Regions from separate parts of the Homo sapiens genome. Here all the other regions are linked to region 1. A link is a contact called in ENCODE Hi-C or POLR2A ChIA-PET data. All regions are on one chromosome and are shown on one strand. Each heading gives the region's core, a stretch centred on a gene start or an enhancer-like site at or near the end of the contact. The rest is flanking DNA. Distances are from core to core; before and after follow the strand shown.

Region 1 (5,091 bases), core at 1,790-4,289:
TCCATCATGTGGAAGAGGCAAGCAAGCCATCACCAGATGGTGGCGAGAGAGAATCAACTCCCTCCTTCAAGCCCCTTTGTAATGGGACCTAATTTTATTCATTAGGGAGGAACTCTCTTGGCCTAATCACCTCTTAAAGGCCCCACCTCTTCATACTGGCACATTGGCAACAATTGAATTTTGCAAGGGAGCTATTCAAACCACAGCAACAAGGATTTTATTTTCTGCTGAATAGGCACCTATTATTTCTACAACAATGAAAAAATCCTGGCCGGGCGCGCGGTGGCTGACGCCTGTAATCCCAGCACTTTGGGAGGCTGAGGCGGGCGGATCACGAGGTCAGGAGATCGAGACCACCCTAGCTAACACGGTGAAACCCTGTCTCTACTAAAAATACAAAAAAAAAAAACAAAAAGCTGGGCGTGGTGGCGGGCAGCTGTGGTCCCAGCTACTCGGGAGGCTGAGGCAGGAAAATGGCGTGAACCCGGGAGGCGGAGCTTGCAGTGAGCCGAGATCGCGCCACTGCACTCCAGCCTGGGCGACAGAGCGAGACTCCGTCTCAAAAAAAAAAAAAAAAAAAAATCCTAACGGTGATTCCCAAAGTGAGTTTAATTAGTAATTTTTTAAAATAATTGTTGTTAAATAGTTTTGATAAATAAAACAGGTTTCTTTAGTGCATTAAGTTGAAGGCTTTAATACATTAATGCCTATGGTGAAACTCAGAAGAAGAGTTTAATCAGATTTTCCTCATTTTACTTTATACAGTCTTTTCTCAAAGTACCTTACAGGACTAGAAATCTAAGGAATGTCCTTTGCAACATGCTTAGGATAATTCGAATAACTCTGTGATAAAGCACTCAATGGAAGAAAAACAAACACCTGAATCTGTTTTTGTACTTACAGGTAATTTGTTGTTGTTTTAAGAAAAACTGAGTCTAGTGTGGTTTGTTTTGTTTTGTTTTTTTGAGACAGAGGCTCCCTCTGTCACCCAGGCTGGAGTGCAATGGCGTGATCTTGACTCACTGCAACCTCCACCTCCCGGGTGTAAGCGATTCTCCTGCCTCAGCCTCCCAGGTAGCTGGGAATACAGGCGTGTGCCACCACACCGGGCTAATTTTTGTATTTTTAGTAGAGATGGAGTTCCGCCATGTTGACCAGGCTGGTCTCAAACTCCTGACCTCAGGTGATCTGCCCACCTTGGCCTCCCAAAGTACTGGCGTGAGCCCTGCACCTGGTCCCAAGTCTGGTTTACTTTCTTTTTTACACCATTTCTGAAGAGAAGCAAGACGAACAAAAATCACTGGTGAATACACAAAAGGAATAATTCCTGAATTGAAGACATCCTTCATATCCAATTTAACTGGACAAGTAATTTCCCCTTTAATGAGAATAAGTACTCCTTTGATATTTTACATGTTTATGATTTGCAAAAACCATTAAATTACAGTGCATAGGTTTCACCAGGAAAATATGAATCTTACTGTATTACTCTCATGCTGTCTGAGCAATCAGGTCTAGTGAAGGTACAAAAAACTCTGACATCTGTGGTCACTTTCATAGTAAAAATAGTATATAGTAAAATACATGAAGATAACATGTCTTACATGCTATTAAAGCAATGTCAGCTTTGAAAGAAAATGATCTACTGTTTCAGACTCAATTTGACTGAATGTAAACTTCTGTTAAAGTAGTTATAAGCTAGGGCAGTCTTATTTACTGAACACCACCTCCATAAAAAATGCACTCATAAAAGTTGGTTATTGTTTCTCAGTTTGTGTTAAATTTCTTTTAGTTTTTTAAATATATTTTCTTCCTGTTCCTTTTCCAGAATACACCTGATCTTGAAATATTTGGTTAATAGACTTGTCATCAATTCAAAACAAAGTCAAAATGTAGCATGGGTTATTATAAACTGGAAACAGTTCTTAAAATAGAAATTATAGTACACCCAATGTTATAAACCTGTTTCATTAACTACTTACTGAATAGCATCATTTGCCAGCTGAACAGTTTATATCCTTACCTTATACCAGAAAGGATTTTCACATTGCTCAGCAGAATATATAAAATTTAGCAAGATCATGAAATTGGTAAAGAAAATGGAGGAAAGAGAGGGTAGAAGCATAATACAGATTGATTTCTTGGGGAATTGGAAACAAATACTTTGTATCACTTATAATTTGGTAGCTGCTAAAACGTAAGGGAACCTTTCAATAATCAGTGCCTGTATGTGCAAGATAATTAAGGTGTTGTTGACAAAAATCATACATACTTACGGCGCTTGATGTCTAAATACATATATTGACCAACTCATTCAAAACTGAAGACTCTGAAAGACTAACAAGTTTTAAAGGTTCCCCCCCGCTACCGCCAATCCTGTCAATTTTACCAAAGCCTCAATTTGATGTCAACATTTAAAGTCAACGATTTGATTTAAAAAGACTGAGCAGACAATCGACCAATGAAGCCTTGACTTTGAAAATCTACGTGACTCAGTGCAAAATAGTGGGTTTAACTTTAATTAGGATCTTAATTTTTTTTTTTTTAGATGTTGCCTTGCTCTGTCGCCCAGGCTGGAGTAGCTGTGGTGCGATCTCGGCTCATTGTAGCCTCTGCCTCCCGGGTTCCAGCGAGTCTCCTGCCTCAGCCTCCTGGGTAGCTGGGATTACAGGCGCACGCGACCACGGCCAGCTAATTTTTGTATTTTTTAGTAGAGACGAGGTTTCACCATGTTGGTAAGGCTGGTCTCGAACTCCTGACCTCAGGTGATCCGCCCGCCTCGGCCTCCCAAAGTGTTGGGATTACAGGCGTGAGCCACCGCGCCCTGCCAGGGCCTTCATTTTTTTTGTTGTTGTTGTTTTTTTGCTACCATTCTTGGGGGCGGCTGATGAGACAAGCGAAGGAACGACTCCAGGCTGGAGACGGCCCTCAGTGTTGTAAACGCGGGATTGAGACGCTGCGGGGAGATGGCCTGCCTTGCGCAAGGGCCTGGGCGGGAGGGCCTGCGCCTGCGCTAGCGAGACTGGCTAGCCACTCCCACTGCACACGGCGAGTCTGGGCGACTGCGCACGCGCGGCTGGTGAGTGGCGGGTTCGGGCGCAGCTGTAGGGTTGGCTGCGCGCCGCCGAGGCGTTTTGGACTGGGTTAGGTGCCTTTTGTGTGTTTGTTTCTCACCTTTTTTCCAGGGTGGTAGTGGTGGAAGAGTTTAATTAGCAGTGGCTGGCGGATTCCTGAGGGAAGGAGCTGGCGCCGGCCTGAGAGTGGATCCTGGTTGCTGTGTTAGGCGCTGTTGGGCCTCGCGTCCCGGTCGCCGGAAGGCGCCGCGTCCTGTGCCGCGCACGTTGGCGCCCGGGCCTTAGGCAGCCTTGGTGCTGACGGGGAAATTAACCCCCAGGCTACGGCAGCGCGTGGAGGCCTCCCTTCCCTCCGAGTAGAAACAGGACTCGGCCTGCTGTCCTTTTCATCTTTGCCCTCAGAAGTTCGCTGATGGAGTTTGCGAAATGCCCAGGCCTGACTGTCCGCTCCTGGAGGGCGGGCACCCGCGGCGCCTGTCGCTGGGGCTTCTGAGGCAGGTCCCTTGCAGGATGCGGGTGCTGCGAGGTGGAGTAGACTAGGACGCGGGCGGCTTTACTGCGAAACGGGCAGTAGCTTCGGAGGTGCAGAAGAAGTGCTGGGACGATAGCGGGTCCCTACCGGGAGGGAGCCACATGTCAGACAGGAAGGCCTTCCTTATAGGGGTTGTGGTTACATGGGGCGTACATCACAACGTCGCACTGCACACGTACGACCTGCATTTCATTGTAAGCATTACCTCCTTTTTAAAGTTAATTTAAAAACAGGATAAATAGAATTCTGGAAAGCAAGAAGGAAGGAACTGTTTGAGGCAGGGGGACTCAAAGATGAAAACAGAATGAAAACCTTTGGCCCTTTTCTGGACGTAAATTGGATTAAGGGGAGAATCATCCAGCAATTTATAAAAAGTATTTGGAGAATATCTAGGCCTTACCCATTCATAGAGGGAGCCTTGCTCTCCTGCGGTTTACTGGAGTCTGGGATGGCTCCTAGGTTAATGCTCTTTGCTCTGAATCACACTATCTTAACCTAATTTCACACAAGAATGAATGTTGAAATTACAGTATGGTGGTTTTGCCCTAAGTAAATTTGATAACATGGAAATTGAGTAATTTTATCCAAAAAGAGACTAACCACAGCCCCTGAGAAGCCAGCTAATCCCTGCTTATGCTGCAAGCTAACGTGTCCGCCCCTTTGCTCATGCTGTTCCATCTTTCTGAAGTCTTCACTCTTCATCCTTACCTTTTCCTGAGGCCGAGTTGAAGCTCCACCTGCTCTTTCACTCCTCTCCCCACTCAGGCCCTCCACTCTGATCCCATGGCGTGAATGGTGCTTCTCTATAGAGGGCCTCCACCTTACCGTTGGTGTTCGCCATGTGTCTGCCTAACCTAGAATTTCTCAACTGCAGCTTGTAGGGCGGGATACTTCTTTAATGTGGAGGGCTGTCCTGTGAATTTTAAGTTCAGCAGCCTCTACCCACCTGATGCCAGTAGCACCCTCCTTCCCATTTACGGCAACCAAAAATGTCTCTAGGCATTGCCAGATGTTCCCCTTAGCGACAAAAGGGCTCCTCATTCTGTGAGAACTGCTGATTTAGAGTCTGAGCCACATAAGGTCCAAGGTCAGCTTAATAATAATATAATTTCAATATAATCCATAGGTACAAGTTTTAAAATCTAAAGAAAAAAATTTTTTTTACTGCCACTTGTGGGGCAGGGCCAGCCATAGACAGTGTGCCCAGAGTAGCCAGAAAAAATTTAAAAATAATAATAATATAACACAGTACTTCCCAGCTCTTTTGGATTTGAAAAATCTCATAAACCCCCTTAGAAATTTTAAAAACAATAAAGATATGATAAAATAGTGATTTAAAAAATAGTTAAAAATAGGTTCATTTAATTTAATTTTTTTTTTTTGAAATGTAGTCTCACTCCTGTCATTCAGGCTGGAGTGCAATGGCGAGATCTCAGCTGACTGCAACCTCCATCTCCTGGGTTCAAGCGATTCTCCTGTCTCAGC
Region 2 (5,091 bases), core at 1,095-3,594, 900 kb before region 1:
CAAATCCTGGGCCTCGTGGATCTGGGACCATCCCCAGCCCAGGCCTAAGTCCTCCTCACCTTCTGGCATCATCCGCAGCCGCACGAAGCTAAACATACAGTTTAGATTGTGTTCAACATCTGGCACTAAAGCATGAGGAAGAAAAATCACCAGAGGACTTTGTTTTTTACGACCTAGTTTAAGTGTTGTCAGGTGGGTTCACTCAGAAGTTAACTCCTTCCAACAGTCTAGTTGCCCAAACTGGCGCTTATTTTTTTTTTTTTAAGTAAGGAAAAAACTCAAGAGTCCACCCAATTGGGACTGTGTTAGTTGACTTCGTGCCGTTGGGCTCAGGGTGCCCCGGCAAGCACGTGTGTGCAAGCATAAAGTGGGCAGAGCCACCAGCCCTCGAGTCTGCAGCCCTCAGTGCTGAGTCACAAATACCCTCCGCTGAAAAATGAAATCCTCGGAATGCCCTTTAAAATTCGCTCGCAGCGTTTGCACGCGCGCACACACTCACACCAGAGAGCCACGCAGGAGACCTACACAGGGCTGCACACTATGGAAATTTAAAAGCAGAGGTTATCACTTGATAGCTGGAAGGACAAAAACCCCTGAGCGCCCTGCCTCTTCCCAAGTCATTTTCCCCCAAGCCTCTGCCCCTGCTTTTCACGGAGCCTAAAATATGACTTTAGTCCTCCCAACAGGACAATCCGTCAGCAACCTTCGCCTATGGGGCTTTCAGACCCTCACAGGGGAGAATAAACAATGCACTTAATATACAATTCAAGTAGTATACTTACTAGAGGAAAGGGGGAAAGGAAAAAAACCTTAATTTGGGCACAAGATACCCACTGCCTTCAAGAAACTGCATTAAGTTCTTAGTAGTTAATGATTAAAGCTTTAAACTCGTGCAATCAGTCCATTCAAAAGAAACTTCCTAAACCCGTGTATCTGATGCAAAAGAACTGGAAACTTGTATTATATTTATAAATTATGCCCCCCTTTAAATTAAAAGTAGGGGGCCTTTCAGTGTATACTTGCATCAGTGCCAGCAGCAGATCTGCAATTCCGGAGGCATTTTTTTTTCGGAGCTGGCAAGACAGAGAGAGAGAGAGACAGAGATACAGAGAAAGAGGGGAGGAGGGGAGAACCCTTCCCACGTCCCCCACCCGGCCACCACCTTCTTGGTAGTTATAATTTCAACATGTCATCTCATGGACACTAAAGGGTTAATGGTATACCTACCAAATCGGCTGTGGTCTTTCCTGGTTCCCTGGATAGTACCATTGGGGAAGATTTCTAAGTGAAATCCAGTCCTGCAGTATAGCTGCCTCCGCCTGAGAATCCCCTTTAAATGATCCAAGTCCGTGACTGCGGGTCCCCTGGGGAGCCCCCCTGCTTCGGACTGACCCAGGTGGTCACTTAACAAAACCGGGCTGTCCACCGGCAACACGGGCACATTCCCAAACGGTACCGCATCCTGCACACCGAAATAGTTCCCAACTTCACCTAAGGGAGCCATCAGAGGACTCGGCTTTTGGAGCACAAGAATAAACAATAATGATGGTGTCAACCCAGGAGATATTAGGCGAGGTATATCCAACTCCCCTCCCTTACTGCAGTTGCAGAGAGAGAGAGAAAAAAAAGGTTCTTTTCTTCAATCCATTAAATGCATAAATAAAAGTAATCTGCTGTTTCACTGGCACAGGTTCAAGGTCAAACCACTGATAGTCTAAGAAACCACCACTTTATACTCACACACTGACATATTGATAAACATATCTATGTATCTCTATAGATAGATCCCCAGCTCTTAGCAGGCAGGAAGGTCTTCATCCCATCCGACCGTAATAAGGAAAAAAAATCCGTAGTTTCTCCATTTGGTTTGAGATCAGAATGACCATAGCAACTTAAATGCCTAGGCGTTATTATAGGGATTTTTAAGATGCACGGGCTACGTCAGAATTTACGGATCCTGACTCCAGGAAGGCATGCGCTGTTTTTACTCTCTAACCGACTCTGCAGACATCAGCATGAATCCTTCAAGGGGAAAAAAAAATCTCACGTTGGTGGCGGCGACAAATCTCCCCTCCCGGTCCCCCCTCCAAAAAATGATAATAATAATAAAACAAAAAGAAGAAGAAACTTTAGGCGTCCAAAGCTAGTATCCAGGATTCTCCAGAGGCTCGGCAGATGTCCATTGGCTTAGAACGGGTGGCGAGCGGCGAGCGAGGAGAGCCGCGTCCGGGAGCTCGCGTGCCGCCCAGGCTGCCGCGAACAGGTGTTGCCGCGCCGGCTCGCGGAGCGTTGTAGCCGGGCGGAGCGCTCCTCCTGCGCAGCCCCCGCCGGCGCGCAGAGTGGCGCAGGCAGCGGCATTGGGCTGGGTTTAAGGTAGCGCCGCCGCAGCCCGGGCTCCCCGCGGTCCTAGCGCCCGGCTTACTGCCCGCGCCGCTCTGCGGCAGGCGAGGTGCGGCGCGCCAGAGCGCAGGACTTCCTGGGAGGCAGTCGAGGAGCCCTGGCTTTACAAAGAAAAGCAAATGAAAGATGCACTGCGAGAGGCGGGAGGAAGAAACCCTGAGTCTCCCGAGACTCAAAGTTCTCCTGCAGAATAGAAGCCGGTAACCTACAATCTAGCTGGCTGGCTACATTGATGGAGGGTCAGAGTGAAACTGGGAAACTAGTTTTCACTGGGGCTCTGTAACCTTGCGTTGTATTATAGAATATGACTGAGTTGAGAGAGTCGGAGGGAAGGGGAGTTGATTTAATGGACTCGGATGGCCATGGCAGTTTCTCTTCCATTCTTCGGCCACACACACAGAAGCGCAAACTATGTTTCAGGTAAGATCAACTCCTCTCCCCCGTCACACACACACACACACACACACACGCAGATGCGGCCACCGTTTCTGTTTTGTTTGGAGCGTTCTGCTGGGCATCTTTGGGTTGGGGCTATGTTTAGGTCCCGCCCCGCTGCTCGGGTCCCGGCGGCCGCAAAGCAGTCGGCAGGGGGGCGCCAGAGAACCTTCTCTGTCCCCGACTTCGACTCGGGCGCGCGTCTTCGGGAGTCTGGGTGGAGGGGAGCGCTCCAGTAGGCGTCTTCTCGCCCTCAAACCACGCTGCTTAGGACGAGCGGCGCCATCCCAAGCCGTGCATCGGCTCGGGGAAGCGAAAGGCGAGTTCTGGTGTCTCACTCCACCGTCCGAAGCCCGCCGCGGAGCTGGGAGGGCCGGGCACTGGATGCTTGCGGGGCGCCCCGGGGCTGCAGCCGCTCCTTCCTGCTCTGCCCTGCGGGGCCGCACGTGGAAGCCTGAGCTCCGTTGCGCGGGCTCGGGTTTCTGTTAGCCGCCGGCGGCCTTCGCGCCCAGCGGGAGTCAGGGACAAAGAAACCCGCCTCCGGGGGCCGCCAGGGGCCCTGCCGGGCCGGGCCCGCCAGAGAGACTGGAGGCGGCGCGCTCTGCGCCCGGGACAGCCTGCCTGCGCCCGGATCCCCAGTGGCGGCGGGCGCGGAGCGCGGCGCCCCCCAACACACACACACACACACACACACACACACACACACACACACTCGCCCACAGCCCTCCCGCGGGGCCCCCCTTCCCTCCCCCTGCTCCTCTTTGTTCACATTGTCTTAGAAACGGCCCGACTCTCGGGTCAAGATGGTGAAAGTTGCCGAGACTTGAGCGCAGCTCCACACTGCGGGGCGTGCAACTGAGAAGCAAAGTCGAAAGCAGAGACTGAACCCCTGCGGTGGGGAAGCGAATCAAAACCTGGTTATGGGGGAGAAGTCGGATCCGCCTTAGTAGTCAGCTAAAGGCTGGAGATGCATAACTGGGGCTGGCCCTACTCCGGACGGGAGGGCTTCGCCTGAAGACGAAAGGGAGCGATGAATTTGCAGATTTCGGGGGCGCTGGAGGTGCCAGCGACCTGGAGCGACCTTCCCCTGCCCTCCGGGGAGGAAGGCGTGCTCCGGCCCGGGCGAGGAGGAAGGAGAGAAGAGCGAGTGGTCCTCCCCTCTTCCTTTCCCACCCCCCCTTTGCCGCAGTCCAGGGTCATTGGGTGTCCGGGGCTGGCTCGGTGCGTCTTGCTTACGTGTTTCTGAAGCATGAGAGCCCTGCCCCGTGGTATTTACAGCAGTCACATCCGCGGTGGTACAGAGCGGGCTTTAACGTTAACTGCTCGGCGGCAGATACAAGAAGCTGGGTATTAAGTGTCACTTCTCATAAACCACCCGAGTCGCTCGCATTAATCTCCGAGGCAGCCAGCAGTGATGGGTACAGCAGGGGCGTTCCTCGACCAGTTGGGTACAGTGCGCCGGGATGGTTACTTAGTGGGGAAAAAAGCGATGGAAGAAACAGAGACAGGCCCAGAGAGACAGGGAGACGCTTCATAAGAAGAGAAACGAGCAGCACGTGGACATTGGACATTTCCAGTGAAGACAAGACTGGGACCATTTCCACCAGCTGTCTCCAACCACATTCTTTCGATCTGAATTTAGATTGTCATCCAATGAGCAAAGACCATTTCCGCTTCCGAATCCTGCAGCGTGTGACTGTCGCTTTAAAAAGCGTTGCAGCAGTGGAAGAGAGGGCGAAGTAGCTGATGGAGCACTTTCCCAGGTTGAGCAGCCTCCCCCACTTGCAGTTGGCTTGATCCACCTTTCATCCGCATCCCTAACTCCAGCTGCAAGAAGCTTTTGCTGCTTCCTCGCCACTTCACCATCAGATTTCTCTTGCTTGGTTTTGTTGGTTGATTTGGTCGGGTTGTTTTTCTTATTGTAGTAAGAGAAACAGTGTCCTTCCTTGCATTGGCCACATCACATTTTTCCTGTACTCACCCCACTCGTTAGGGCTGACATCCTCAAGGTTCCTTCACAGCTCTGGCAAAACCATGAACTCCTATGTCCAGGACTATGAGTATGTTTTACAAGTCTTCTTCAGTGAGTACATAGATGTTAGTACACAAAGAAGACTGAGGCCTTGCCTTCTAGAGACACGTGGTGTAATTGGGTTAATAACTCCTGCCTCGAAAGACTGTTGTTAGGAGTAAAAGGAAAAAAAAATGCACACGAAACAAGCAGCACACAATAGACCCTCAAGACATAGTCGCTAT
Region 3 (5,091 bases), core at 1,788-4,287, 650 kb after region 1:
GTGTAAATGTGTGTGTGTGTGTCTATGTGTGTATCTGTGTGTGTTTGTATCTGTGTGTGTCTATGTGTATGTGAGTGGGTATGTGATATGGTTTGGCTGTGTCCCCACCCAAATCTCGTCTTGAATTGTAGCTCTCATAATTCCCACGTGTTGTGTGTGAGAGGGGCCTGGTGAGAGATAATTGAATCATGGGGGTGGTTTGCCCCATACTGTTCTCCTGGTAGTGAATAAGTTTCATGAGATCTGATGGTTTTATCAGGGGTTTCCCCTTTCGCTTGGCTCTCATTTTCCCTCTTTTCCTGCTGCCATGTAAGATGTGCCTTTTGCCTTCTGCCATGATTGTGAGACCTCCCCAGCCACGTGGAACTGTGAGTCCGTTAAACCTTTTTATTTATAAGTTACCCAGTCTCAGGTATGTATCAGCAGCATGAAAATAGACTAATACAGTGTGTCTGGGTGTATGTTAGTGTATCTGTATGACTGTGAGTATACATGTGAGTGTCTGTATGTGGGTGTGGGTGTATGAGTGTGAATCTGTGTCTGAGTGTGTGTGTGAATGGGTTTGTCTGTGAGTGTGTTAGTATATCTCTGAGTATGAGGGTGAATGTATCTGTATGAGTGTGTCTGTGTGTGTGTCTATGTGTCTGTGAATGTGTATGTGTGTGTATCTCTATGTCTGTACATGTGAATGTGTGTCTGTGTATGTTGATTGTGTCTGTATCTGAGTGTATGTGTGTGTGAGTGTATCTGTGAATGTGTGTGAGCCTGTGTATGTGAGTGGGTGTCTGTGAGGATGTTAGTGTATCCGTGTGTAAGTGTATGAGTGTATATGGGGGGTATGAGTGTTAGTATGTGAGTATAGGTGTTTAAATGTATGAGTGTGGGGGGGAGTCGAGTGTATGTGTGTGTGTGTACATATATGTGTGTGTGTGTGAATGTGTGTGGGTGTATTTGTGTACACACTCTGTTCCTTCTCATTGTACTCTCAGATTTGCTCTTAAAATATTTGGGGCTCAAGCCAGACAAAACATGAGGAAGATACGAAACCACAGAATGGCAGCGTGGTCTGGAAATGAAGAACTTTTGTTTGTTTTTTGTTTGTTTGTTTGTTTTTTGAGACGGAGTCTCGCTCTTGTCCCCCAGACTGGAGTGCAATGGCGCAATCTCGGCTCACTGCAACCTCTGCCTCCCGGGTTCAAGCGATTCTCCTGCCTCAGCCTCCAGAGTAGCTGGGATTACAGGCGCCCGCCACCACACCCGGCTAATTTTTGTATTTTTAGTAGAGACGGGGTTTCACCATGTTGGTCAGACTGGTCTCGAACTCCTGACCTCGTGACCCGCCAGCCTCGGCCTCCCAAAGTGCTGGGATTACAGGTATGAGCCACCGCGCCCGGCCGGAAGAACATTTTTCTTAAGAAAAATGAAAACTTAGCATCACCGATGGGAGCCCGAGTCTCAAGGCTTCTCTAACCACACGCACTCCAGGGGTAAGCTCCAGAGCCGCCTCCGTCCTCACCACCGCGATGGTGGCGGCTGCACAGGTATGGAGGTTTTTCAAAATTCACTAAACTGCATCATTAAAATAAATCTATATTGTTATATGTAAATTTTGTGCCAATAAAGTTGAGTTCAAAGGAAACATACATATTTGCGTGTGCATATATGTAAATATATATCGATGAATACAAACCCTAAACTTTACACAAAATCGTCGACTCTTCCGTTCCATATATTTCTCTCTCTTTGATTCTCAGCAAGGTTTTTATGGCCGAGCCGGTCTGCGGGCGGGAGGAACCCCGCAGGATGGGGAACCGGGCTGCTGCCAGGTGGCCGCCGCCGGGTAAAGGACCACAGCTGGAGGGGGTGGAGTGGTCCCGTGGCTGCTTTAACAAAATCCCACAGATGCGGTGGTTTACACGCCGCACAGTACAGCTGCATTCCCACAGAGTTCTGGGCGTCCGGAATCGGCGCCACCTGGCTGCAGTCAGGTGCGGGCAGGTCCCGGGCGCCGCGGTCCTCCAGCCTCTGCCCCCACGGTCGCCTCCTCTCCCTCTCCTACGAGGACACTTTGATGACATTTAGGGTCCGCCCGGATCATCCAGGACAATCTCCCTAACTCTGGACCCTTAGCCTGGCCACATCTGCAGAGCCCCGTGGGCGATAGAAAGTGATGTTTGCAGGGGCAGGGATCAGGGCCTGGGCACGGCAGCCCGCCACTGGGGGTGGGTATTCTGGGCTGGATGGCACTGTCACCCCCCGCCTTGAAAGTCTCGTCCTCCCCCACGCTTGGACTCGTGGCGCTGAGCAGAGACGCGGGCGCTCCTGGAATCGACGGGAAGCGCCCCGCTGACAGGCCTGCGGCGGGAGACCCGAGCCCCCAGCGCCACCCCAGGGCGGAGTCCCACCCACCCTGTCTACACAGAGATTCAGCTAAGAGCCTGCACTCGAGTCCAAAGTCAGGCCGCGTGAGAAGCCACGGCGGCCGCAGGGGCCCATGCGGTGAGGTCAGCGCCGGCCCCACAACCCGACCGCGGAACCCGGGCTCCCCCTCCGCCCGGGCCCTGGCCGGCCCCGCTGGCCCGCGGTGAGGAGACGGCCTTCTTGTGCCTGCGCGATTCAAACGCTGGAGCTACTCTAAACAAGGCCTGGCCACCCCGGACACGCCGAGGGAGCTGGCGGCGGTCAGGCTGAAGGAGAGGGGCCGTCACCGCCCCGCGGGAGGCCGCGGTCGCACACTGGCGGGCAGGGGACATGGGACACCCAGCTGCCGGGCAGCAAAGAGGGGCAAACTCGAGAGTGGGAAAGTAGGCGATGCTGACTTAGCGGCTGCGGGGGAGAACGGCCCAGCGGAGGGCGCCACGCCACGGCCGGTGCCGGGAAGCTCCTGTTCCGGGGCTGCTCTGTCGCCCGCCGGATGCGGACGCGCACGCTGGGCACCTCCCCTCGGCCACCAGACCTCACCTCACAGCTGACCTCACCCTCAGGGCCCCAGCATTGACCCTGAGGGACGCGCGGGCTGGCCCTGCTGCCCACTCGGGGTACGCCCCCGAGGGACACGCCCGCCTTCGCTCTCGCAGGGCAAGGTTGCTCAGCAACTTCCCCAGCCCCATGGACACCCGGGGCGGCATCCTGATGTTTCAGTTGGGAGGAACCAGAGAGAATCAAGACTTGGTCCAGGTCCTGCACATGGCTCACGCCTATAATCCCAGCACTTTGGGAGGCCGAAGTGTTAGGATCACTTGAGTGCAAAAGTTCAAGATCAGCCTGAGAAACACAGTGAGACCCCGCCTCCAAAACAAGTTTAAAAAAAAATTAGCCGGGCATGGTGATGCAACGCCTGTAGGTAGTCCCAACTACTAGTGAGGGTGAGGAGGGTGGGGGGTGTGGAGGCTGCAGTGAGCTATGATGGCGCCACTGCACTCCAGCCTGGGCAACAGAAGGAGACCCTGTCTAAAAAAAAAAAAAAAAAAAGAAAGAAAGAAAATAAATAAAAAATAAAAAAAGCTTTGGTCTGAAGGAAAAAACGTGGCCTAAAGACTTGCTTGAGGTCACACCAGGATGCAGAAAACATAAGCAGTGGCTCCGGGAAGGACTGTGGGTTAATAAGCACGGTTGGTAAATGGCAGACCCCCAGCTGAAGCCCAGGTCCTCAGATGCAAGCCCACAGCTCCTCCACTAAGCTGTGACTAACACTAGAGCCAAGGGAGCCGCAGGGGTACAGAAGCGATGCTTGCCATCAAGAAAGGAGGTTTGGGTGTGGTGAGAGGTAGAGGAGGGGGGTGAGAGGAGAGAAGGGAGGGGGTAGGGTCAGAAAGGCGGGTCGGCACCCCTACCTCCTCACTAACAGAGCAGGCAGAGCTCTCAGCCTGGGCATGGTGGGGCCCACTATGGTGAGATCCTGCTGAAAATACCCTGCGCTTTGAAAACAGCCGCATCCAGAAATCCAGGATCACTGGGAGGGGATTGCAGTCCAAAGAGATGACGCTGAGCAACGATGCTACCCACGTTTGTGTGAGCTGAGCACTTCCTAAAACTAGAGGCTCCGTTTCATAGTAGCCTACTGCTTCTCTAATTTTAGCTTACCCAAGAGTCACTTGGAGGCCTTGTTAAAAATAGATTCCTGGGGCCAGGCACAGTGGCTCACGCCTGTAACCCCAGCACTTTGGGAGGACGAGGCGGATGGATCATGTGAGGTCAGGAGTTTGAGACCAGCCTGGCTAACATGGTGAAACCCCATCTCTACTAAAAATACAAAAAAAAAAAAAAAAAATTAGCTGGGAGTAGTGGCAGGTGCCTGTAATCCCAGCTACATGGGAGGCTGAGGCAGGAGAATCACTTGAACCTGGGAGGCAGAGGTTGCAGTGAGCTGAGCTCGTGCCACTGCACTCCAGCCTGGGTAGCAGAGGGAGACTCCATCTCAAACAAACAAACAAACAAACAAAAATGACAGCCAATAATGTCCATTATTTACAAGGCAAAGACAGGCACGAATATACCTGCAACCTAGATAATTCCCAAAGTTACTTAACTGCTTCCTTTTTAGGTGGTTGGTCGTCTGACATTTTTGGCAAGATGACCACAGAAATGAAGTGTGCCCTTCTCAGTGCATCACACCAAGGGGTGCATGATACCATAGTGACTTTGTTAAGCACACCTTGGCTGTTTGGTTACGGGGCATCTTCCCAGTTTCTCTACTATAAAGCTAACAACTTGGGGAAATACTCTGAGATTATGCAAAGCCTGTCTCCTCACAATTTCCCCCTGGGTTTTAGCATCCATCAGTTGCTCTTGCCCACAGCATTTTTCCTGGGGGCTTTGCCCACGGCTGCTTTTCTGTTGCTCTCTTTCCTTCTGTGTCTGCTCACCGGACCACTCCTTCTCAGCTGCCTCTGTCTCCATGTGGGCTCACTATGGGCTTGTAGACAACGAAATCCCAGGACTTTTACTGATAAAATATCTAACATTTGTAAATGCACAGTTTACAAACTGCTCTCACTTACACTATCTCATTTGATTTCCTCACATGAACAGCTGCCCAGAAAAGCCTCTGCATTCTGGGACCCCTGCAATGGGCATTTTTCATCCAGCCTC

The links. Hi-C counts contacts between places; a loop is a spot of excess contacts on that map. ChIA-PET counts read pairs that join two places held with the same protein, here RNA polymerase II (POLR2A). Pooled maps may share reads with other maps.
Region 2: a loop to region 1 is called in a map of naive thymus-derived CD4-positive, alpha-beta T cell, with 9 times the contacts of the local background. The contact joins the promoter of FGF9 here to the promoter of EEF1AKMT1 in region 1. A Hi-C loop is called at or near these places in 1 of 168 maps with a recorded cell type or tissue (naive thymus-derived CD4-positive, alpha-beta T cell) and 8 of 50 pooled maps. POLR2A ChIA-PET finds 5 or more read pairs at or near these places in 1 of 52 experiments (CD4-positive, alpha-beta T cell).
Region 3: a pooled map shows a loop between it and region 1 (4-fold over the local background). The contact joins the enhancer-like site here to the promoter of EEF1AKMT1 in region 1. A Hi-C loop is called at or near these places in 1 of 37 single-sample maps with no recorded cell type and 7 of 50 pooled maps. POLR2A ChIA-PET finds 5 or more read pairs at or near these places in 1 of 52 experiments (Caco-2).

The regions. Positions count from the first base shown.
Region 1 is chr13:20,771,909-20,776,999 of GRCh38, reverse strand. It overlaps EEF1AKMT1 (EEF1A lysine methyltransferase 1), which reads left to right and starts at 3,039. Exons shown (of 5, transcript NM_001318939.2): 1 at 3,039-3,079. RefSeq lists an enhancer at 3,465-3,684.
Region 2 is chr13:21,668,326-21,673,416 of GRCh38, reverse strand. It overlaps FGF9 (fibroblast growth factor 9), which reads right to left and starts at 2,344. Exons shown (of 3, transcript NM_002010.3): 1 at 1,228-2,344. The coding sequence starts at 1,504. RefSeq lists silencers at 2,357-2,416, 2,437-2,486, 3,267-3,526.
Region 3 is chr13:20,125,662-20,130,752 of GRCh38, reverse strand. No RefSeq gene overlaps it. Among named protein-coding and RNA genes, the nearest start is that of LINC01072, 26 kb to the right of the region's middle. RefSeq lists a silencer at 2,409-2,628 and an enhancer at 3,079-3,128. Within about 2 kb of position 3,037, at least 27 of the 41 ENCODE cell types and tissues checked have a DNase peak (open chromatin) inside an H3K27ac peak, as active enhancers do.